2 separate regions of the Mus musculus genome follow, and region 2 is linked to region 1. The links are chromatin loops, found by intact Hi-C in ENCODE. Cell type or tissue: gastrocnemius. All regions are shown on one strand. Each heading gives the region's core, and the rest is flanking DNA. Links, peaks and the distances in the headings are about the cores only.

Evidence for each region. Hi-C counts contacts between places; a loop is a spot of excess contacts. Peaks named below come from ENCODE experiments on the same cell type or tissue, not always from the same donor. Only the 100,000 strongest peaks of a DNase experiment are listed, where the experiment ranks them.
Region 2: a loop joins it to region 1, with 2.5 times the contacts of the local background. A loop is called at or near these places in 3 of 42 quality-filtered maps.

What each region holds. Positions count from the first base shown.
Region 1 is chr10:95,746,664-95,758,311 of GRCm38, reverse strand. No RefSeq gene overlaps it. Among named protein-coding and RNA genes, the nearest start is that of 4732465J04Rik, 21 kb to the left of the region's middle. In gastrocnemius, for the core only: no CTCF peak of the experiment used is centred there; no DNase peak of the experiment used is centred there; H3K27ac peaks cover 1,713 bases.
Region 2 is chr10:95,697,337-95,708,984 of GRCm38, reverse strand. No RefSeq gene overlaps it. Among named protein-coding and RNA genes, the nearest start is that of Gm47708, 27 kb to the left of the region's middle. In gastrocnemius, for the core only: no CTCF peak of the experiment used is centred there; no DNase peak of the experiment used is centred there; H3K27ac peaks cover 7,145 bases.

The sequences.
Region 1 (11,648 bases), core at 2,539-10,538:
TTCATTCGGAGCACAGGCAGAAAAGACAGAATGCTTTTCCATCTCAGCATGCGCAGAACCACCACCACCTGCCCAGCACCGCCCACGACGCCAAGTTTGATAAACAACCTCCCTAAAAGTGGGCAGGTGCCACCAATAAGCTTATCAAAGTGAACTGGGGCACACAGGAGCACGTGGTGTATTAAAATCATACCAAAAATAAATTGGCCCAAGAACACAAACCTGACAAACACGGTGACTGTGGTAGGAATGACTGTACCAGCCTGTTGTCAGTGTGTTCATCATGGGAGAGACAGGCAGAGAACTTCCCACTGTCCCCAAGGCTTCAGCTATTCTTGGGTCTCATTGCTTAACATGGCACACTCAAATCGTTGTCCATTTGTCCAGTCATTCCTCCATCCAGACTCCTTCCTGTGCCTTGTGATTTTGCATGCCTCGGTCCAGCGCCTTACCTCTACAGCTGTGTGCCCATTCCCAGGGTCCTATGCTGTGGGGGATGAAGAAGTGGATGGAGAGGGAGACACCACCGGCTCCTATGACTCCTCAGAATCCTGATCTTCGACACATAGCGTTAGATCTAAAATGGCTCCTGGAACACCAGTGATCCAGCAAAAAGAAACGGAGGCCAAGATGTTGGCTGCTCCCCACATCTTCAAGGAATTCCTAACAGGTAATGGCATAGGCGCTGGTGCGGGCGCACCTGCCCTGGCCCCTGCTCCTTCTGAGTTACCTATTCAGGCAGGGCTTTCATTGGAGCACAGTGACAGTGTGGCGAGATACAATTGGCCAAGGATTTAGGCGCTTGGGATTGACTCAAACACTGTATATAAGCTTACGCACTGAGCAATAAACTCAGATCTACAGCCTGATGCTGGTCCCTGGAGTCTGATGCCCAGGGTTCGTCACGTGACTCCTTTACCTCTCAGCCCCCATCCTCAGTCCTGTCCCTACACTACACCTGCACAGCTTGGCTTCACCCTGAAGTCTAGCTGGACAGGGCCACCTTCCAGGAACTCCCCCAAGCAGATTTATTAGAATATTATCTAACCACCCACAGCAGCTCTGCATGTATATCAGTATTCTAATGCTGCCTGACTGCGCGAAGGTCTCTTTGAACTCTCTGAGCCCTGCATTCTCCCCAGCACTTATGTAGCTCTTTGTATTGAGTATAGAGAGATACAATTAAGGGATGATGTACAGTGTGTGACCTGAGAGTTAATATCAGTCTGGGGATTTGAACTCCAGTTCTTATGCTTGCATTGCAAGCACTTCTACCCACTAAGCCATCAATCATTAGTCATTTAGATTGAAATAAAAGAAACTGTTTGCCAACAGCTGACTATCAAGGGATATTGGAACTATTTGACAAATGTCAACTAACAAAACCAGTGTGTAGGTTGTGAGTTGATTGTTATTCAGTAAATTCTGTCATTGTGAGAAGACAAACAGATCAATGGTTTTGGCATAGTATTCTCATCGCAATGGCTTGAGGCAATCCATCCTTCATCCTGTAATATGGTACCATATTATAGAACAGGCTCTCACATAAACTTGGTGCTATTTCTGGCTTCGGGTACTTTTCCTTGGGTCTATTTGTCTATTTACCAGTTCCAAGCTAGTTTGTGTGGGAGGGTGAGTCCCTCTTTTCTGTTTCTCCATTTTAAAGTAGACTTAGTGTCATTCCTTCATATAAATTTTAAATAAGCACATGGAGATTTTTAAAAACTGCCATAATTTTTCTAAAATTACATTGTATTTATAGATCACTTTTGAGGGAAATGAATATATTTGCATTTCAAAGACATAGGATATGTTTCCATCTATTCAGATCTTCCTTTCTCTCTCCCTTTCTGTGTGTGGGCATATATTCATAAAGTACATATACTTATTCATGTGGTCATGTGCAGACTACAAATTACAATGTATGTGTGTATGTGTATATATATATATATATATATATATATATATATATATTTGTGTGTGTATATATGCATATATATGTATATGTATGTGTCTATATGTAAATTTATGTACATATATATATGTGTATGTGTGCATATATATGTGTGTGTGTATGTATATATGTATATGTATATATATATATATATATGCCTGTGGATGTCACAGGTTGATACCCCGTGTCTTTTCTGCCCATCTCCAGTGCTGGGATTAGAGATGAGCATGAAGGCTGGAGATCCAAGCTTGGGTCCTCACTCTTGGAAAGCAAGCCCTTTCCTACTGAGCCATTTCTTTAGCCCTGAATTTTATTTTTAAGCCACAAGTTTACAGTTTTTAAAAGAGCATCCTTGATCATCACACTGTTTGTATTTTACAAACACCCCATGTACAGAAAGAATGGGTACTGAGCCCATTTTATAAATAATACTCATCATGACAGGCTTTAAACATCTACTTAACTAAAAAGAAAATTATATTTGCGTCTTTTAAATTTCAGATTTTCTCATAATGATTGACTGACATACTGGGTCAAAGTATGTAAAACTGATTTACTCAAACAGCATGAAAAGTGAATTTTAATTTAAATCTCATGCTATCCTGAAAATGGCAATCTGATATAGTCCTCTTAGTTTCAAGAAAGTGGTACTATCTGATGTTAAAAGTTCTGAGTTTCCTGTGCTGGACTGGGGCTGTAGTGCTATTACATATTTGGGTCCATGGTGAAAGAGGAAGTTTGGTCAGCTTAGGTAAGTGAGTCAGTTCTATGAGAAAAAAAAATGATGATTCTATGAGAGAATGATGGGGAATGATCATCAGAACGATTTTACTAACGTGGCCAATGCAGCAACAACCTTTATCTGGTTGAACTTATTTAAACAATTAGAAGCTACAATGTGCCCAGTGTTGCGATGAATGCCTGCCATCTTGGCACTTGGGAGGAAGAGGGAGGAGGATCAAGAGTCAGGTTTACCCCCTGCTATAGAGGGAGACAGAGGCTAGGCTAGGCTACTTGAGACTGGGTAGTGGGAAACCAGAACCACAGTAAAAATAATATTGCTACTCCATTTTTTCCCAGAAGGAAAAACTAAGTAAATCAACTTCTTCTTAGTTATGCAAAGATAGCCTATTTAAAAAACGACATTATTTGTGAATAATAAAGGAAACCCAAGCTTGGTCTACTGTTCTCTATAATCAACCTCTACAATCCACCTGTGGATATCAACGCCTCTTCAATGCACTGTAGGACACTTGGGCAGACAAATAAGCAGGTAATTTTCTTACTTCTTAGAAGACTGGCATTAGGACAATTTGGGTATGTATCTGTTTCTAACAAGCAAGGAGTTTTCTTATAAATACTTGCCTTTCACTTCAGGAATCACTTAGGGACTGTCCCTCTCGCTGCTGCTGTTCCTCAGAACTGTGCAGAATATTAACAGGACAGGAAATGCACATAGGAAGATGTTAAGATGCTCAAGGGAAAGAATTGCCAGCTGTGGTGCTATAAGCTTATAATCTCGGTCAGGAGTTCAAGTATATCCCTGGCTACATAGCAGTTAGAGGCAAGTCTGGGCTACCATTGCTTCAACCATCTCCCACAAGAAGGGTAGAAATACGGCAGAAGAGGACAACAGAAATCAGAAGCCTTTCTCAAATGCATTCCAGAAAACTGAGTAGCAGAATACGATACAGTAACCAAGTAGAGTGCTCACACAACCCTGAGAGAGATCAATGAAAGTGGGCGGCTCCAGATCCATCACCTTCCATTGGGCCCCTGGTTTCCTTTGAGGTGGCTCATGATTTATAACAAGATTTACTGTGAGGTAGCTCACAAGAGGTTTGCTTTTTTGGGATTTGTTTGTTAACGAGAAAAATAAGAATTCTCAAGAAGAATGTAATATAGATTCTCTTTTAAATCCTCAACGTTGTGAAGTTGAGCTTTTAATAAAGGGGAAAACAGACTTCAGACCAGAGAAGCATTACAGAGGTGGTGAGTTTTATTTAATCTCTTACCAGCTTAAAAAAAAAAAAAAAAAAAACCACAAGGGCTGAAGAGATGGCTTACGGTTAAGAGCACTGACTATTCTTCTGAAGGTCCTGAGTTCAAATCCCAGCAACCACATGGTGGCTCACAACCATCTGTAATGAGATCTGATGCCCTCTTCTGGAGTGTCTGAAACAGCTACAGTGTATTTACATATAATAAATAAATAAATAAATCTTTTTTTAAAAATCACCTTTAAATAAAACTAAAGCAGCCGTATGTGGTAGAGCAGGAACAAGGATTACTCACAGGGCATCGGTCATTTGTGCTAGAAGATTCTTCTTGGGTGGGAGGGTTTTTTTTGTTTTTTTTTTTTTGTTTTTTTAGGGGGCCTGCTTGTTGAACTCATGAACTTGTACAAGTTTATATTTAGCCAACTTCTATCCTCACACCTGTCCGTTCAGGCATTAGTCTTAAGCGCATGTAAAAGCAAATGAATACATCTGTGCAGCAATGGGTAAAAATAACCGGAACTATTCCTGTAACACGATCAAAGATCTCTGACCAAGACCAAGATCTTATTTCATAGCATAAAGTGGCCGAATTAGATGTTTCCTCACGTTCGGTGATGCGTTGGTCTCATTCACTGTGGATAAAATAGCTGACCTCCATTCCAGAAAGATGTGTGCGCAACTAAAGTTAACCAGTTTCATTGCCTCTGACGCAAACCTTCTGAATGTGCTACCATCACAGAGACCAAGGGTTGATTCCTGCCTGAGGAGGGATATTTAAAGCAGAGGCGCTGTATGAGCATCATGCATGGCAGCAGTGGCCCCCAACACGTGGGAGGCAACCCCTTTGGGGGTTGAATAACCCTTTCACAAGGGTTGCCTATCAGATATCCTGCATATCACATATTTACATTACAGTCCAGAACAGCAGCAAAATTGCAGTTATGGAGTAGCAACTGAGATAATGGTATGGTTGGGGACCACCACAGCCTGAGGAACTGTATTAAAGGGTCACTGTGTCAGGAAGCTTGAGAACCACTGATTTACAGGATGGTTATCTGATCCCCAAACTCAAAATATGAACTGTTCCCAAGTGTCAACCTTCTTAGTCACCAACATAATGCCCCGTGTGGGTTTTATCTTTCAAAAATGAGTATTATCCCCTCAGGCTGTGCATACAAGCTATGGAGAGACGTCAATGAGCCTTGAGTTCCCACTCAAGTCACCCACCCAGAGTGCCACATCCACTCCACCTCAGCCACACACTTCTGCTCCTGCAAGTTGAGTTCTGTGTCTTTTCAACTCCAGAATTCTTCATGTTGTAGTTACGTGTCACTAAAATTACATAATGGCATAGGAATAGAAAGAGTGAATTATTATAATGGTACAAAATAATATTTTTTACTGAGATGTTTTGGAAAAACTCACCAGTGTTAAAATATGGTAAAAGATTGTGAAGATGATTTCACAATCCAAGTTTGGAAATGAGCAATGAGGTCTCACAGAAGTGGGTTAGGTTAAAACTGGCTTTAGACCATTGCCAGTGAACTTATTATAGTGAAGGCTTCTAAATGCAGTTATGTGTATTAAGGTTACGATGAAAGCATAACGTTTTCAATGTGTTATAACTTTGGTCTACAACGTATTAAAGGCTTGGTCTCTGGCCTGGTGTTATTGGAAGGTGGCGGCAGCTTTAAGAGGTAAGGGCTGGTGGGAAATGTTTTGGTTATTGACAGGTGCCCTTAATAGGGGTTCTGGAACTCCAGGCCTTGCCTCTTCCGTTTCCTGACCAATATATGGTGATCACTTGCTAAACCACATTCTGCATGCCCTGTGGTGCTCCTCCACCACAGGCCAAAAAGTGAATGGGTCAACTGGCCTTGAACAGAAACTTCCAAAACCATGAGCAATTATAACCATTCCTCCTTATAAATTGATTGTCTCAGATATTTTCTAAGTGTTGTACAAACTAACATACATTGTAATGATGTCTTTTTATTTCTTAACTCATTGTGCTAATAATTTTATTAACTGTCTAGTAAGATACACACAAGGTGTGACCCAGTCTAACATCACCTCTAGTCAAGGATTTCATGAATGTAGACTTTCCAATAAAGATTATACTTGTCGAGCCGGGCGTGGTGGCGCACGCCTTTAATCCCAGCACTTGGGAGGCAGAGGCAGGCGGATTTCTGAGTTCGAGGCCAGCCTGGTCTACAGAGTGAGTTCCAGGACAGCCAGGGCTACAGAAAAACCCAGTCTCGAAAAACCAAAAAAACAAAAACAAAAACAAACAAACAAACAAACAAAAAGAATATACTTGTCAGCAGGTGGTGGTGACACACACCTTTAATCTTAGCACTTGGGAGGCAGAGACAGGTGGATCTCTGAGTTCAAGGCCAGCATGCTCTACAGAGGAAGTTCCAGGACAGCCATGGCTATATACAAAGAGAAACCCTGTCGTGAATGCTGCCCCCAAATGTACTGTGTCTACCAGTAGGTCCTTCAAAAGAACCAAACCTCCTTTCCTCCATTTGCACAGCAGAAGATAAGAAAGTATTCTAGGGGTTGGAGAGAAGGCTCAGTGGTTAAGAGCATTGACTGCTCTTCTAGAGGTCCTGAGTTCAAATCCCAGCAACCACATGGTGGCTCACAACCATCCGTAACAAGATCTGACTCCCTCTTCTGGAGTGTCTAAAGACAGCTACAGTGTACTTACATATAATAAATAAATAAATAAATAAATATATATATATATATATATATATATATATATCTTGAAAGAAAGAAAGAAAGAAAGGAAAGAAAGAAAGAAAGAAAGAAAGAAAGAAAGAAAGAAAGAAAGAAAGAAAGTATTCTAATTGGTAGCATCTTTCCTTTGAAATTCCCTTGCTCTCTACCAAGAAAAATTAATCAGTAAGCAGTCATACTTAGATCACCCTGAGGTAGAGAGAAGAATTTATTGCTACTGGAGACATTCTACATGTGCTGAATGGCTAGCAGGTGCCTCTGTACTGTCTCTGGGGAGAATCATATTGCTGCTAGCTGTCCTAGTCTCTAGTCTTAACAATTACGGTTATCTCCACTAGTATGGAGAATTATAAGAACATGAAAAGCATCCTTGTTTGTGGTCCAAGACACAAATGCTCAGCCCCTGAGCTACTAGCTCATCACAGGACCATAAGGCCCTGAGTCAGCCTTCCCAGGCCTGCATCTGTGACATGATGGAAAGATAATGAAGGGGAGGTGGGGGAATGCGTCATCAAAGCCTAGATGGCCACTGTAGGCGCAGAGGATGAGAAGGACAGGCTTCTGGACTTTGTTTTGTCTCCCTGGCTTCCTTTTCAGAATTCTCCACTTTTGCCATCTGTTATATGGAGTCCCGTGTAAGTTCATGGGACCTGGTTTGTAGATTTACTATTAAGAAGATGTGCATGTCTTTTCTCAAAAGTTCTTGTCCCGGTGTAGTCCTGCTACCACCTGTCCATCTTCCAACAGGGTCCTGAACTCAGTAACAATGCAAGAGAAGTAGCAGGTTGCTTAGATAACAGTCTGCTGTGCTCTGAACTACTACACACCAATAAATGACTGCTTCCCAAGGCCTGAGTGAAGTCTTTGTATCGCTCCACGTATGCCCAGCAGCATCACGAACAATGGGGTTAAGTGAAAAATGTTAAACTTCCAACAAGGATAGCTTGAGCAAGTGATGCTGCCATCGTCCCTTCATAAAAGATGACTACTGTTCGGGACTGGAGGGATGGCTCAGTGGTTAGGAACCATTCTACTTCTGAGTAATCTGGTGCCCTCTTTGAGCCTGCATAGGCTGCTACACACACTCTGTACTAGAAACTCACACAGGCAAACACACACACACACACACACACACACACATTACATAAATCAATGAGTATTTATTGACATATCACATATGTGATAATTAAGTGAAAAACCAACTCCAAAAGAGGAAAGTCTGACTTAACTCCATCACTGTGAAACAATGCATGTTAATGAAGTTTTAGGGAGACTCTATAGGACTCCCTATGGATGACATAAATTACAGAAATTTACATTTCCCTTCTTTAAATGCTTACCTGCATTTTTCTAATTTTCTATATTGAGATAGGTTGATTTTTTTTCATTTTGAGTTTAAAAAAAATTTTTTTTGCATCTTTTAACCATTTGTCTAAGTGTGTGCCTATGTGGTGTGTGCCTTTGAGTGCAGACATGCTGTCCATGGAGACTCGATGCTCCAGTAGTGAAAGCGCGACAGGCCCTGAAAACCTAGGTGCTGTCCCGAGGCAAAAAGTTCACGGAAACTTAGTCTCCTGGAATCGTGACATCCTGTATAAAGAATGCTCCAATGTCCTTGCTTTAGTTGGTAAACAGATCTGTGTGCTTTCCCTTAATATTGCTTTATTACAAGTGCTCCTAAGGATTGATATTTTGACATAGCTAAGTTAGACTCTAGGCAGTCCTTGATCCGACCATGGGCATGGATAGCTAAGTCACTGCCCTACACAGAAATTTACCATTATCTAGGAAGAAGGAAGTTTGTGACCTAAAGAGGAACCAGAGTAGATACTTAGAACTATAGGTAGCTGAGTTACACCCATACACAAGTATTTACAATGGCCTACAGGGAAGGTGGACTATACAATAGAGTAGGAACTATGGCAAGGGCACGAAGCCCTTGCCCCTGACTTCTAAGATTAAGTGGACCTTAGGTGGAGCTGTTTTTGACCCCAGTTATTAACACTGAGTTTTACCCCAGTTGGTTCCTGCCAGTCCTTCCGTGTTTGCATTCCTCTGTTTTGTGTAAGAATCCAGTAACCTCTTTGTACCTTGCCTGTGTGTCACCCAACTTCCCTATTTTCTTCTGTATAAAAAGTTTGATGCTCGATCTGACATTACATTCAGATCCACACTCCCTTGTGTCCAGTCTGTCTGTCAATTCCCACCGACTCCTTGCCCACCTGTGACAAGAGACCCGTTCCACACAGATAAGGGACCAAAAGGGTTTGCAGCAACTCGATGCATCAGATTCCCTGAAACTGGATGCACAGGCAGTTGTGAGCTGCCTGACATGGGTGCTGGGAATTGAACTTGGGTCTTATGGAAGAGCAGTTCATTCTCTTAATGGCTGAGACAGCTCTTCAGAAAGAAGAAGAAGAAGAAGAAAAAAAAACACAACAAAATCTAAATGAAATAGAACCTGTAGCAAAGCTATTCATAAAGCATTGACAACTATATTTTGATAACGAAAATAGTGACTGAAAAAATAAGAACTGTTTTTGAAAATAGTAAATCTTTTATCTCCTTCCTTTGTTTGTTTGGTTGGTTGGTTTGTGTTTCAAGACAGGGCTTTGCCCTATAGCCCTGGCTATCCTGTTACTCACTCTGTAGAACAGGCTAGCCTCAAACTCACAAGATCTGCCTACCTCTGCCTTCCACTGCTGTGATTAAAGGTGTGTGCCACCACCTCCTAGCTATTTTATTTTAAGAGGACAATCACCAAATGAGAAATTTATGAAGCAACCATATGTGGCTTGCAAAAACCTATTCTTCACAGCTGAACTTTACCTTAAACTGCTTCTAAATAGAATCTAGATTGTATGTAAACAATCACAATACTTTGAAATCTATAAATTACAATCATATACAACACAGTGTAATTTTTCCCCTTTCATGACTTGCCAAATTATCACTTAAAGACAAAGATATAGAGTGAATATCTTTGTAATTGTAATAAAAGCTATCGGGTACCTAGGTAGCTATCAGGTGCCTTCTGTGTGCCTATGTGTGGCCATCCTTACAGTGATACTGATGGTTAATGGTTAACCTTCACTGTTTCTAGGATCTGAGTGTTTTTATGATGATGTTTGGGTTGCTGAGAAAATGAAACTGAAAAAGTTGAATTTCTTTCAATTATGGAACAGAACAGCATTATGTTAAACAATAACAACAACAACAATAACAAAACAAAACTTTTCAGCTCTTAGAACCACTTTATGTTAGCCATGTGAACTAATACATGAACAACCCACTGTCCCCTAAGCAGCAGATGTTCCGGTTAGATGGCACGGAGCAAATTATAAATGTGATAACCATTACAAATGAGGGCACACAGGGTGTGAATTCAGAGTTATTCTGCTCTTCATTATCTTCCCTGCATGCAAGATACTTAAACAAGTGCTGAAGCAGAAGCAGGAGTTAAGCTGGGCAAAGAGGGGGCGTGGGGAAGGATGCCCAGCAGAGGGTACAGTAAGATAAGGCGGTGAGTGATGAGGATGTGCCTAGCCAAACATCCACAGCTACAGATCGAAGCAGTAAGCATTTACCTCTCTCGTGGAGGCCTATAGGTAAGTGCAACCGTGTGGGCTTGGCTGGAGTTAAAGCCTCATTTGCAATTACTGCACATCCTCTTTGGAACGAGAGCTTTCTGAAACGCTCCTTCCTCATGGAACATGACATGAGCAGAAGAGCTCAAGCGAAACCACGGGAGGGCGTTTAAAGGGCAGCTGTCAAATTCAGAAAGACTTCATTATAGTCAGCCCCCAAATCCATAGAAGGAAACCCATTTTACCCACAGTGGGCATCACTTCAGGGACATAGGATGTAAGGATGTAGATGAAAATTTTAATGTGGCTACAAGCGGAGACTAGACAAACAATGATTCAATCCCTCTCGTCTAGATTAGCTAAGGAACCCATTGCCAGTGTGCCTGAAGCACTACAGGGCCATAAGGCAAAGTTCACCATTCTTGTTACAATTGTCATTCCCGAGGCATTTCCTAAAAGTAGAAATGACACATGGTATCCTTTTAAACTTACTCACTCCAAATGAGAATGATTCACCCAACCTGTACCTAAACTCTATTCCCAAAGAGTTGAACATTTTTTTTAAAAAATGCAGATTTAATGTCATTTATTTGAAATGTTTGGACCAAAAGTGTTCTAGATTTCATAATTTGAGATGACAGGTATTTGCCTGGTTCTTACCGAGGGAGGGAGCCGTGGATGCTTCTGAGAGTCGCTGGTGTGGACGCCCTTCTAAAGCACACTGTGATAACTTTGATTACTTAATGGTTGATACTGGGCAGTATCTTCATCGACAATGACTCAAAGTGACAGCCCCAAGTTCCAGTTTAAATCTTATCTATCATCTTTACTCTCAAAACGTTTAATCTCATCATCAGATAAATCCTCAGAGACTTCAAGTTCACCTTATTTTGCCCTTAGGTCCCTGAAAGACCTGGGGAACCATCTTGAAAAGAGGCAAGGGAGATGAGGTGATTTAACCTCAACTTTATTTTCATCCCTCTCTTCTTCTATAGATCATGAGCTTTCTTCTGTTGCTTTCTTTCTTCTATCAATAGGAAGTAGGTTGTGGTGTTTGGGGCCTTTATTTACCTCATCTATCTATGCATGTATGCTTGGCATGGTTAGGAGTGCCTGAAGACAGACAGTTTGCAATAAATTTTTGCTAAATAAATAATTTGATCCAGGTTTACACAACATAAACATCATCTCCACTGAATGATCTTACTGAGTTATTGACTTTTCATTTTCCTTTTCCCTGTGTGTTTTAGCTTTTGTTGTTTTGGGTTTTTTTGTTTTGTTTTTGTAATGAGGTCTCACTCTGTAGCCAGGTCTTCCAAACTCACAATGACCCTCCTGTTTCAGCCTGCCAAATGCTGG
Region 2 (11,648 bases), core at 1,986-9,985, 49 kb after region 1:
CTGAACCCATGTCCCCATGATGCTGTCCCCTTGATTAACAAGGAACGGATCGATCAACAAGGAACTGATGTTTGCTCATCATCAGTTTGTTCCCAGGGTCCTTGGGGAAGACCTATATAGTGCGGAGCTGTAGATGGTTATGCTGCTGTCCCTGCAGAGGAGTCCAAGAGGATGGTGAGACTTTTCCAGGCGAAGCAGGGTCAGACAGAAGTCATTCCGACAGAGGAAGCAATGAGAAATGGGTGGGGATCATCGTTATGGAGAATGAGGAGTCTTTGTGGAGTGGGTTGGGGTGGACTGAGAAGGAGCTGACTAAACCTGGAGATCCTTGGTGATAAAATCGCATCCTACAAGAGGTCAGAGGAATAGGCAAGAAGAGTTGTAAACTGGAAACGTGTTTGAAGAAGAATTCCTGGACTGGCTCAAATTCTATTTCTCTTAAACCTGTTCTTTACTGGGGGCTGAAAGAAAAGGCACTTGCCATACTCACACCACTAATTTCATACTTTGTGTTTTCCAACCTGAAGTTGAGGGCCAGACAGCCCCAAATCCCTTTCCCTGGGATATCATGAATTCTGAGAAGACTTTGTTGTGGCTCGCAGCTCCCAGACCTTGGTAACTGGCATTCCACACATAATTCCTCTCAACTCCTCAGGGTCAAAGAGTGTCAGTTAGTCATTTCCTCTCTGGTTATAGTTTGTAACGGAAGAGCTTTACCACATGTCCCTAGCCCGATGAGCCTTCCAGATGTCCTGTCAGGCAGGCCAATGTCTTCCCGCTTCCTCTCAGGAAAGGATGGCTGAAACCAGCAAGCCACAGGTGGCTTCAGGGAATCTCATTGTGGAGCTTGGCCTGCTCCTATATATATGTGGGTCCCTCTCCATTGTGGGTTTCCCCCTCCCACACTGACATCCTTCCGCAGGAAGTTACAGCTGAGTCCTCCAGACAGTGGGACTCCTTCTGTCCTGTGGACTTAAGTTTTGCTTGTACCACAAACCTTCCCACCTTCATGAATCCTAGCTTGCCCTGTCTCATTCCCCAAGGCTTTGTCTGCAGTATCTGCATTTGGGTTTTCTTGTCTTGCCAAATGGTTTTTTTTTGTGTGAGGGTATCCTCAAAGTTCTGCTAAGTCTCTTGAAGATGCTGAAGAAGACTGCAGTGTCACCCGAAAATGCTCTGTCAGGGAATGCTGGGAACATTATGCCATCCCAGTTTTAGGCTTCTACCTCATACAGGCCTCAGTAAGCCACAGTATAGTCTGTGCCTTAAAACACACGTAGCATCACAATGTTTTTACACTTATCATATATTCACACTCCGTATCGTTTTGAGTTCCCACTTACTGTTGATGTAGGCAAAGCCCTTAGAAAAGCGCTGGTTAATACCATAAAAATATTAGCTGCCTTATTTGCATTATTATTAATGTATGAATTTAGATAGTTTCTTGTAATTGCTTTATGGTGATCTAGTATTGATCTTACTATATTTTATTCCAAAATTGGTGGATATTAAGGTTGCTTCCAACTTTTTATAATCATTGTCAATGCATCTAAAATATTTTTAACATATTATATTCATTTATCCAAGAGTTGTTATTAAAGGTATTTGGTTTGGTTTGGTTTGGTTTGGTTTGGTTTGGTTTTGGGGTTTTTTGGTTTTTGGTTTTGGAGTTTTTGTGGGTTTTTTTTGTCTTGTTTTGTTTTTTGATGTTTTGAGAGTTGATATTTTCTTGGTTGGCTGTAAGAATATGTTTATGTTTATGTTTTCTTTCTGGCTAGCGTGCCTATGCCTAGTAAGACATAGAATTCCTGAATTTTCTACAGAAATTTGACAACCCACACGATTTCTAAAGATTTGTAGATGCAGGGTGATAACCTTGGCTTAACTTACAGTTTTAAAAATGTTGCTGTTGCTGTAGTTTACGAATGAGTCATGTCGGCTTCCCCTTTAGCCCACACTTATTTGACATTATCTACTGGCTCTTAACTTTTTATGGAGTCAGGGACTGTTTAAGGATGTCCCTCAGGAAAATGCATGGGGCCCGGCATCACCCTCTATATGAGCATCGGAAGGCTTCAGAGAGCCCTGGCGGTTATCTACGGCCACCCTCTGAACACGTATCTCCTGCTTCTATTCCATTCCATTTTGGTTTTAGAATATCTATTTGATCACATCCACCCAACCCCCACACATCTCCCTACCACCTTCAAGTAGTTTAGGTTTGGGTTCATTTGTTCTATAACATGCTGAGTCCAGTTAATGGTCAATGGTCTTGTTGGCTTGACCTCGTACAGGACTTATACAGGTAATCATGGCTACAGTGTGTCCACAAGTGCCAATATAACCCTTGGGAGCACTCCTCCCCATCCTCCAGCTCTTCCTTCCCTTCTACGTACTCTACTGAGGCATCCGTAAGCCTCACTGGGGAGGGATTGGCACAGACACCCCATTTAAGGCTGAACCTCAGGTATATCTCCAACCTTTAGCCAGCCCCGGGCCTCTGCATAAACTGCTGCCCACTACAGGAAGATCTGCCTGTACTTAGGTAGATCCTTCGGATTTTTTAGTCCTGAGATTCCAGGGTCCCTACCTCCAGGGATTGTGACTGAGGAGTTCTCCATGGTAACTGAGGCTTGGTGTGTGTGGGTCATCATTTTCAGAAAGGCAGCTTTGGGAGTATCTGGATTCTCAAAGCGCTCCTGTTCTGCCTTCTAAAGCTTGCTCTTCTTTCTATAGCTATGAAGGAAAGGATAAAATCACAACTTTAATACATAAAAGTTTTACTGGCCTCCAAATTAAGGCTGCAGCTATTTAGTTCCAGGGTTACTGTGGGAGGGTAGATCTTCAGCTTCTTGGCTTAGATGGGAGCCAGAGGCAATCCACGCTTAGAATCGGGTGTCATACAAAGGAAAATAAGACAGATACAAAAGGAAGAGGAGGAAGAGGAGGAGGAGGAGGAGGAGGAAGAGGAGGGCAGGGAGTGAGGAAATTCTAAGCCATGCAGAAAATGGAACATACGAAGTATCCTCTAGTTAAGCATGAACAGCTTGTGTTTGGAATGGTTTGTGTTTCTAATTTTATAGCAAAAGTGAGCTCATTTTTCTCCCCTCTGCCAGTTACTTTGAGGATTCTTTTGTGAAAAAAAAAAAAAAAGAAGGAAATAAATTTAGCCTCCTCTCAGATTCACATTCACATAACTGATTCTGTTATAAGATAATGTCCATTGCCTCACTTGCAAATAAGATACTTTTTGTTCATTTAAAAATCTAGTGTCACTGGGTGTGGCATGCTCTTAATCCGAGAATTCAAGAGGCAGAAGCAGGCAGATCTCTGTGAGTTCAGGGCCAATCTGGTCTACATAGAGAGTTACAGACCAGCCAAGCCTACAAGTGAGACTCTGTCTCAATATATATTTACACAATGTACACACACACACACATACAAACATACACATACCCACAGTGTTAAGGGGGGATAGGAAGCAGTAAATTTATAGACCATTTTGAGAACAGCTAAGAATCTGGTTTGTTGGTGGTAATGATGTCTCTCTTGCACACATATACACAAGCGTATGCACACACACACACACACATACACACACACACACACATAGTATTCAGGACGGCAGGAAGCAGAAAATGTATGGACCATTTTAAGCCATTTAAAGACCAACTAAGAATCCTGTGTGTTAGTGATGATGATGTCACACACACACACACACACACACACACACACACACACACACACACCTCACACCTCTCTTCCTTAGGCTGCAAGTATCAAGAGAGTTAATCCTTGCTTTTGACTCAGTCATGTGCAAGGTTGCTCTCCTCGGAGAGGTTCGGTGCCAGCATCCTCTTTAGCCTTTGACGGCATCCATCCGGCTCTGTTAGTGATGCCAGGAACAAGAATCAGGAGCCAGTTCTAGGACTTAGAATGACTCACTGGGTAACTTCGGTGTGGCAACAATAGAAAAGTGACTCGGTTGTTCTGTTTGTGAAACTGGGACAGTGATGCTGGCAGCCTGCCTCTCACAGGGATGAGACAGGACCAGGGTTTCCAGATCTCAGGGGCTCTGGGGCATGGGTGTTACAGGGGGTGGGGGGTGGATGAAGAGGGGGTGGAAGAAGTCAGTGGCAGACAACCCAACTAAGAACTACAGGATGTCTCCCAGCCTGCCCGACAGACTGGATGTATGTGCTCTGTAGAGTGAAGAAAAGTATTGAAGTCAGTGCCTGGCCTTTGTCCCCATGACCCCAGAATACGAGAGGGAGCATGTGTCCCCCCAAGGCCTCCTCGGGCTCTCTACTGTGTTCACTTGACCGTAAAGTGCTTCTCAAGTGCCGCTTGCAGAGTCTAGGCTGTCTGTCCACTCGAGGAGACTTGTGAGGGGGAGCTGGACCATACCTCAGTGGTAAGGCGTTTGCCTCTACTCTCGGTATGTGCAAGGCAGGGACAGGAGGCTGCCCACAAGTTTGAGGCTTGCCTGATCTATGTATTCAGTTCAACGTTAGACTGAATTACACAGTGAGACCATCTCAGAAACAATAATAATCGCCAAATCAAAAGCAAAATCTAGCAAGCCTACCCCTAGGAGAGGCCAGGAATAATCACACGAACAGAGATGAGCGTCAGAATAACCATAAAATGATTAAATCTAGAGGGCACTTACCAGGCGTTTTAACCATATTATTTCAATTTAGAATTGTAAAATGAAGAAATGTTACATTACTAGGCTTAAGTTAATCATATGCAATTAATATTAGTACATAACACTTATGTTATTAGTATACTACAGACAGCATTAATACACTATACAATTGAGAAATAATATAATTCTATATAATAATTACTATGTAGAATTATGATCCCCTATTATGACTGAGGGAAACCACCCAGGATCACAGATGCACTAAGAAACAGCCACCCAGTCTTAACTCAAGAATCTAACTGTTGGGTTGGCAACTCTGACTACCGTCATCGGCTGCTGAGTGAGCCTTAGCATCCTTGGATGCTGTGTGAGCCATGCTGCTGTGTGAGCCACACAGCTGTGACTACCATTGGCCTCAGCTGCTGTGTGAGCCACGCCCTTCACCCTCCCACCCGAATCTCAATCTTGGTCATCACTTTATCCAGGAGTATTTGGTGGTGGGGCCAAGCAAGAGCGTAGAGGATAAAAAATAATTAGTATTTTAAGAAGCCATCTTAGAAATATTATTTGAAGCCTCATAGCATTTCAGAATGAAGAGTTTTAGGAAAATAAATAAATAAAACTAGCCCTAAATCCGATCATTTTATCTGATTATTAATGTTTACAAAAGCAAAGCTATGCCAGGTGCATGATTTCTTATTAACCATGGCTTTAACTAAGGCATCATGTGAGTATCGAAGCCTGGGTTTCAGATAGGAAACTGGTCCTCTGTGACTATCTGGAGTCTGGGGTCATCTGAAACCAACGATCTCTCTTGTATGGCCATGATTGACTCCCAGACTATCAGAGTCGATTCTGATGCAAGGATCAGAAGTGTCACTTCTGCACTACGCTATCCCCAGAAACTGGCCTCCTGGGCCTGTGGCCAAAAAAAAAAAAAAAAAAAAAAAAAAGTTGCTGATGTTAAGACCGTGCCACTGGGGACAAGAAAGGTCTGAGGTTGACTATCAAACTGTCTTCAGGACAGACAGGCCCAGAGTGAAATGACCTCCTCTACCTCTCCTGGTCATCAAAGCCCTCCGTGAGTCACCAAGAGATAGAAAGAAACAGAAAACTACTAAATACACTAAATACAAGCTTGCCAACACGGCCTGGGTGATGTGACCTGGGTCTTTAGCCAGAGAAGTTTTAGGAACCATTAAAGACATACTTGGGAATTCCCTGTCTGTGGGCTGAAGTAGGAATGCCTACTATACTCATGACCTCATCAATGACATCAAGAGTTGCACTGAAATGCCTCATGACTGAAGAGCAGAAGAGGAAGATGGGGAGATGACACCATCAGTAAAGAATGTGTCACACACGCATGAGAACTGGGCTCAGGTCGCCAGCACACGCACTGAAACAAACAGAGCAGGTGCAAAGCAATTGTATGTTAATAACCTGAGAACTGTAGAGAGGTGGAGACAGGGAATCTCTGGTGTCCCTTTGGCCAACCAGCCTAGCCTTATTGGCAAACTCCAAATTCAGTGTGAGATCTTGACTCAAAAATTAAGACGGAGAGCCACTGAAGATGACACCCAATGTCGACCCCTGACCTCCACATATATGCGCATACACATGTGTATATGCATATACGCGTAGCACACAAGAAGTACAAGAGAACAATGGATAAGCTAATAGTAAAAGTTTGCCTCACCAGTAAAGTCGGCTCCAGCATGCATGCATGACTTTCCTCCCAAGTTAGCGATCAAATGGGAGCCCAATATCTGTACATTAAGCATATCGGTTTTTTTCTTTAACACACCCCTTTAGAATTATTTATAGTCTATTAAAAGTGGTTGATATAAGTAATTATATCATTATAATTATATTATTAGATGTTGCTGTGCTTCAAAATTTGATACTAAGAACTTGCACTATAAAAAGTTTTGCTTAATCCATGTTAACTTATCCCAGGAATTTAATACCCCCACTGACTGGTGTGTGTCTATCCTCCCTGTTGGATTTCACTGCTATTAATAAGTTTGTTTACTGGTCTGCTTTTTGCCCCCAACATTTTATATGGTCAGATTTAAATCTGACACCATTAGATCCGAAGGAGTCAAGCCATTAAGATTTCAAACTGCCTCAGAACATAGTAAGCCCAGTCCACATACAGGGATGCAGGCCTGCCTGCCCTTTACAAAGCCATCCTTGAAAAGCAACCCATTCTCCATGAGATATGAAAATGATGTAGTGTAGTCCAAAAACAAGTGGCATGCCCTGGAAATTCCTGGTGAAATTTTCAAAACTCTTTGGCCCTAGAATAGACCAATGAGATTCCTAGTAAGTTTGCATAGACACATTACCAGCCTGTTCATAGAAGAGGTTTTCACTTTCTGGGAAATATTTTAATGGTTGCCCTCTCAAATGTATGTTTACTTATTTTTTTCTTAAATGTGTAGCCCAGATTGGCCTCAAACTTGTTATCCTCCTGCCTCTGCCTCCATCAGCAAATCCTACTAGCGTGTGCCACCACAACCGGCCTGATTAGTTAAATTTGAGGTAAGTCAGTCTGCCTCTCCATACGGCTCTTTAGCAGCAGAACTGTAAAGAACCGAACATTTCCTAACGTGAGTATGACTTCTACGTCGGCTCAGAGCCCCGAGTCGGGAAGGGAGAGAGGGACATCCCGGCTTCTTTGAGAAGACTTAAAGTGCTTCTCACTAGACAAAATGTTCACTGGAAGAAAAAAAAAAAAAAAACCAGATTATCCAGCTGTTTTTTCCCCATGACTTTTCCTGCCCATCTTTTTATTTTGAACAGGTTCAAACAGCTCAATGAATGCCCTCCCTCCAACACACCACTTATAAAGATAAGTCGACAGTTAGCATCTCCCACGATCCTCAAGTTCTAAAGGACACTCGCCTCCTCTTTTCCCAGGGTGTGTGTGCATGTGCCCACGTGGATGGCACAGTCCTCTACAGAGGCAGTTGAAAAGCTCACTCCAGAGGTCATGGGTTACAGTCCTTAGCATGGACACTCAGGACTTCTTCAGCAGCAGGATGCTCTTCCCTGACACCCCCCGTGGTCCTGAGGTACCAGCTCCCCTCATGGAGAGGGACTATCCTCACTGAAACCTCACACTCCACATCTTATGTCTTTACCTGCGTCTTCCTGCTTCCAGCCCTGACCTTCATCTTCATCCTCATCATCATCTTACTTTGTTTCTCAAGATTTTTCAATCTAAGTCTTCTAGAATGCATCATACTCTTTTGATTTATCTGATTCTTTCCCCATGACCCGACTCCACTTAAGCAATTTCCAGTAATCTTGGCAGGGAGCATACAGTGGGGTGCGAGTCCCATGAGCTTTGAGGGAGCTGAGAACAAGGATCTTGCCATGCCTGAGTGATACAATTGGAAGAATTTTTAAAAGGCCATTTTTGAACACAAGGATTTAGACTAGACTGCTTTTAATCAAGGGGCAGGATGGTTCAAAGCAAAATGAAAAAAAGGGGGAGGGGTGGCCAAGATTAGAGCCCAAGATTATTAATAACTTCTATATGTTTGAAAGGGGCCCTTGTTATGCCAAACCTAGCAACCTTTGTTGACTCATCAGAACTGAGATTTGGGCAGGGTCAGACCCTGCCCTTGCAAAGTGGATAATTACTAATTACCAGCTTCGTGAGATTTCAGGAATGTGGGCTGCCCCTCTTGCCCACTGAGCAACACTGCCTCTATCATGCAAATGATGAGTCGCAGTCACCCCTGCCCTACCCTTCTCCGGGGAATGCCTAACATACATCAGGCCGTGAGTTCAGGGTTTTACTGAGCCATCTTTATTACAGTGTCAAGAGGCAAGTATCACTACACAGATTTTTAAGGTGGGAAAATGAGGCCCCAAGAAGCCAAGCAGCTAAACTGGAATTGGAGCCAAAATCTGCCACAGTAACCAGAGTTCACAGGCTGGAGAGATGGCTCAGGAGCTATTGCTCTAGCTAAGGTCTGGAGAGATGGCTCAGGAGCTATTGCTCTAGCCGAGGGCTGGAGAGATGGCTCGGGAGTTATTGCTCTAGCTGAGGGCCTGGGTTCTTTTGCCAGAAGCCCGCATGGAAGCTCACAGCCACCTATAATTCCAGCTCCAGGGAATCCGACACCTCTTCTGACCTTCACCAGCACCAGGCCCACAAGCAAAGCACTCATACACATAAAATGAATAAATCTAAAATAAAAATAAACAACCAGCCGGGCGTGGTGGCGCATGCCTTTAATCCCAGCACTTGGGAGGCAGAGGCAGGTGGATTTCTGAGTTCGAGGCCAGCCTGGTCTACAAAGTGAGTTCCAGGACAGCCAGGGCTACACAGAGAAACCCTGTTTCGAAAAAATAAATAAATAAAATAAACAACCAGAGTTCCAAAATCCTATTCTCCCTATGGTATCCTTCTGTCCCCAGCCTCACCTCCTATCTCAAATGGCTTTCTCTTCTCTCTCTAGAGTCTAAGCAATACACTAGATATTTGAGAGCGTCACCTTATGCCAACAGGTCCTTCTAAAGATTGCAATGTTTGTTACTCCTGCCCACATTTGCACCAGACACTTTGGTGAAATCACAATCTTCCTAAGAAGTATGTAAGGACAATGTCGCTGATAATACCCTGTGTCGCTGGTCTAGGAAATGGAGGAGCCAGAGTCTGACTCACACCTACCTTCAAGCCAGAGCTTCTAAACTTGCTACTTTATAACCTAGCATCCCTGACAAGCCAGGGGCCAAGGTACTTCCTCGAAGTAATGAAGGCCAAGAAACTAGCTCATTAACTTCTGAACTCCATTGCTTCCAGGAACACCGCCCAAAAGGGCACTGCCCATTAGAACATTCCTCTAATGGGTCACAGACTCACAGAGGCCTGGGAACAATTACTTGGCCAGGACTCCTCCCTACAGGAAGGTGTTGCTCTTCACATCTTCAAAAAGACCCAGGAGACAAAGTAATACTTAAGGGGAGCACACACACACACACACACACACAGTGTGATTTCTCCTACAGGAACTCCTTACAGTGGCTTAGTTTAATAACAGATAATGTTTCCCCACAGCTTCGGAAAGGAAATGTTCCTGACTGTGACCACTGGTCCACAGCAAAGATATCTTCATGAAACAAAAAGCAGCAAGTGTGTGTGTGTGTGTGTGTGTGTGTGTGTGTGTGTGCATGTTTGTTGGATGCATTCAACCTTTTCCAGCCCTTTCTTGTGGCTCTTCTATGAACAGGAAGTCTATAAGGTAAGAAGGCTGTGGTGGTTCTTGTCCTGTTCTGTAGCTGTGGCTCAGCCGTGATGCCACCTCTGCCACTAGAGCTGGCATACCTGTTAGGGCGTCTTCCTCAGCCTGTCTTACAGGGATGGGAATTTGAGGATTCCCGTCTCTACTGTCTTAAGGTCCTTGATATGGGGAATAAATGTAATCCTGGAAGATTTCTTCATCTGTATCTCTAATTCTACTGTCTCTTGGTTTTCTGTGCAGTTCTCACAGCTAGTCTTCCCAATATTCCATAAACACATGGAAAGAATACTCATCCTTAGAACAAAAAACACCGCCCTTTCCAATGCATTCTTTTCCTCTTTTTTCTTATTATTTGGTTTTGGTTTGCTTGCTTGCTTGCTTGTTGTTGTTGTTGTTGTTGTTGTTGATGATGATGATGATGACGATGATGATGATGATAGTGATGATGATGATGACGATGAAGGGTGGCACACTGTCCCTCATGCTCCAGAGTCTGCCTTCCAAGCACTGAGACTATAGGCAGGCCTGTACTGACACACCGGCTTTCGCTTCCATTCTGATTTCCACTTCTCTTCAGAAGAGAGGTTGCGTACTTATTGCCTCTGCTCTTTTCTCCTGAACCTTCCATTTTCCCCTCAGCCCACATCAGCCATCAACCCCGGTCTTCATGAGGTCCCAATGACCTTTATGTCTTCTGTTTGGATTGGAAACGGTCTCCAGAAAGGAGAACTCTGCTGCAGAGTATCTGTGACACCTCTGTTTCCTGCTTTGCTTCTGTCCTCTGTCACCTTTGTTCGTCCACAGCCTTCTACCGCTTCCTGAATACCGAGAGACAGGAGGCTGCTTTGTTTGGGATGAGTTCCATTGGCCGGAAGCTTGGATGCAGAAAGACAAGGTTGAGAGATAATGGAGCCTTAAGAGGTGTGGTCTAGTGGCACTTGGTTAGGTCATGAGGGCACCACCTTTAGAAGAGATTAATAATGCTCTTGCAGAAAAAAGTTACTGCTCAAGAGAACACTGATATGAATCAAGACTGACATGGTATGTAGCAGGTTGCTCTGGTTCTCTGTGTAGTCAAATACTAAATTCTGTATCCTGAGATCTGATTGTTCTAAGACAGGCAGATCTTCATGTATTCCAGCTTTTTAAACCTCTCCAGACCCCCACCCCCAAGTTATCCATGATTGGTCAATAAAGATGCCTACAGCCTGGGCTGGACAGAAGAGAGGAGACAGAACAAAGGTTCCTGGGCTTGGGGTTCTTGGGCAGAGATGATGAGGAAAGAGAAGAAAGGAGAAGGGAACAAGAAGTGGCAGTGAGGTAGGTGGATTGATTGTAAGCACATGGCCATGAGAGCCGGCCTGCTGGAGTAGGAACAGCCCAGGTAGAACATGGCAAGTGATATCTTGAGGTTATTGAGACGGAAGTAGATAAAGTCGAGTTGAGGGTTGAGAGCTGCCCAGCTCTGATACTTTAAGGCATATTATAAATATAAAGGCTTTTCTGTCTTGTATTTGGGAACTATGTGGTTTAAGTAGAGTAAAACCCCCAAAATAATATTTACCACAATAGCATTACCTGGTCCCTCTCAAACAGATGGCCCCTTTCTATTTCCTTACCATTTTATGGTGTCTCCAAAACCCTTGCTGGGACACTGGACCCTGCTCTTGAACCTCTAGAATTAGAAGGCAAATGGGCTTCTTTTCTTTAAAGTCAGCCCAGCTTCAAGTGTCTTG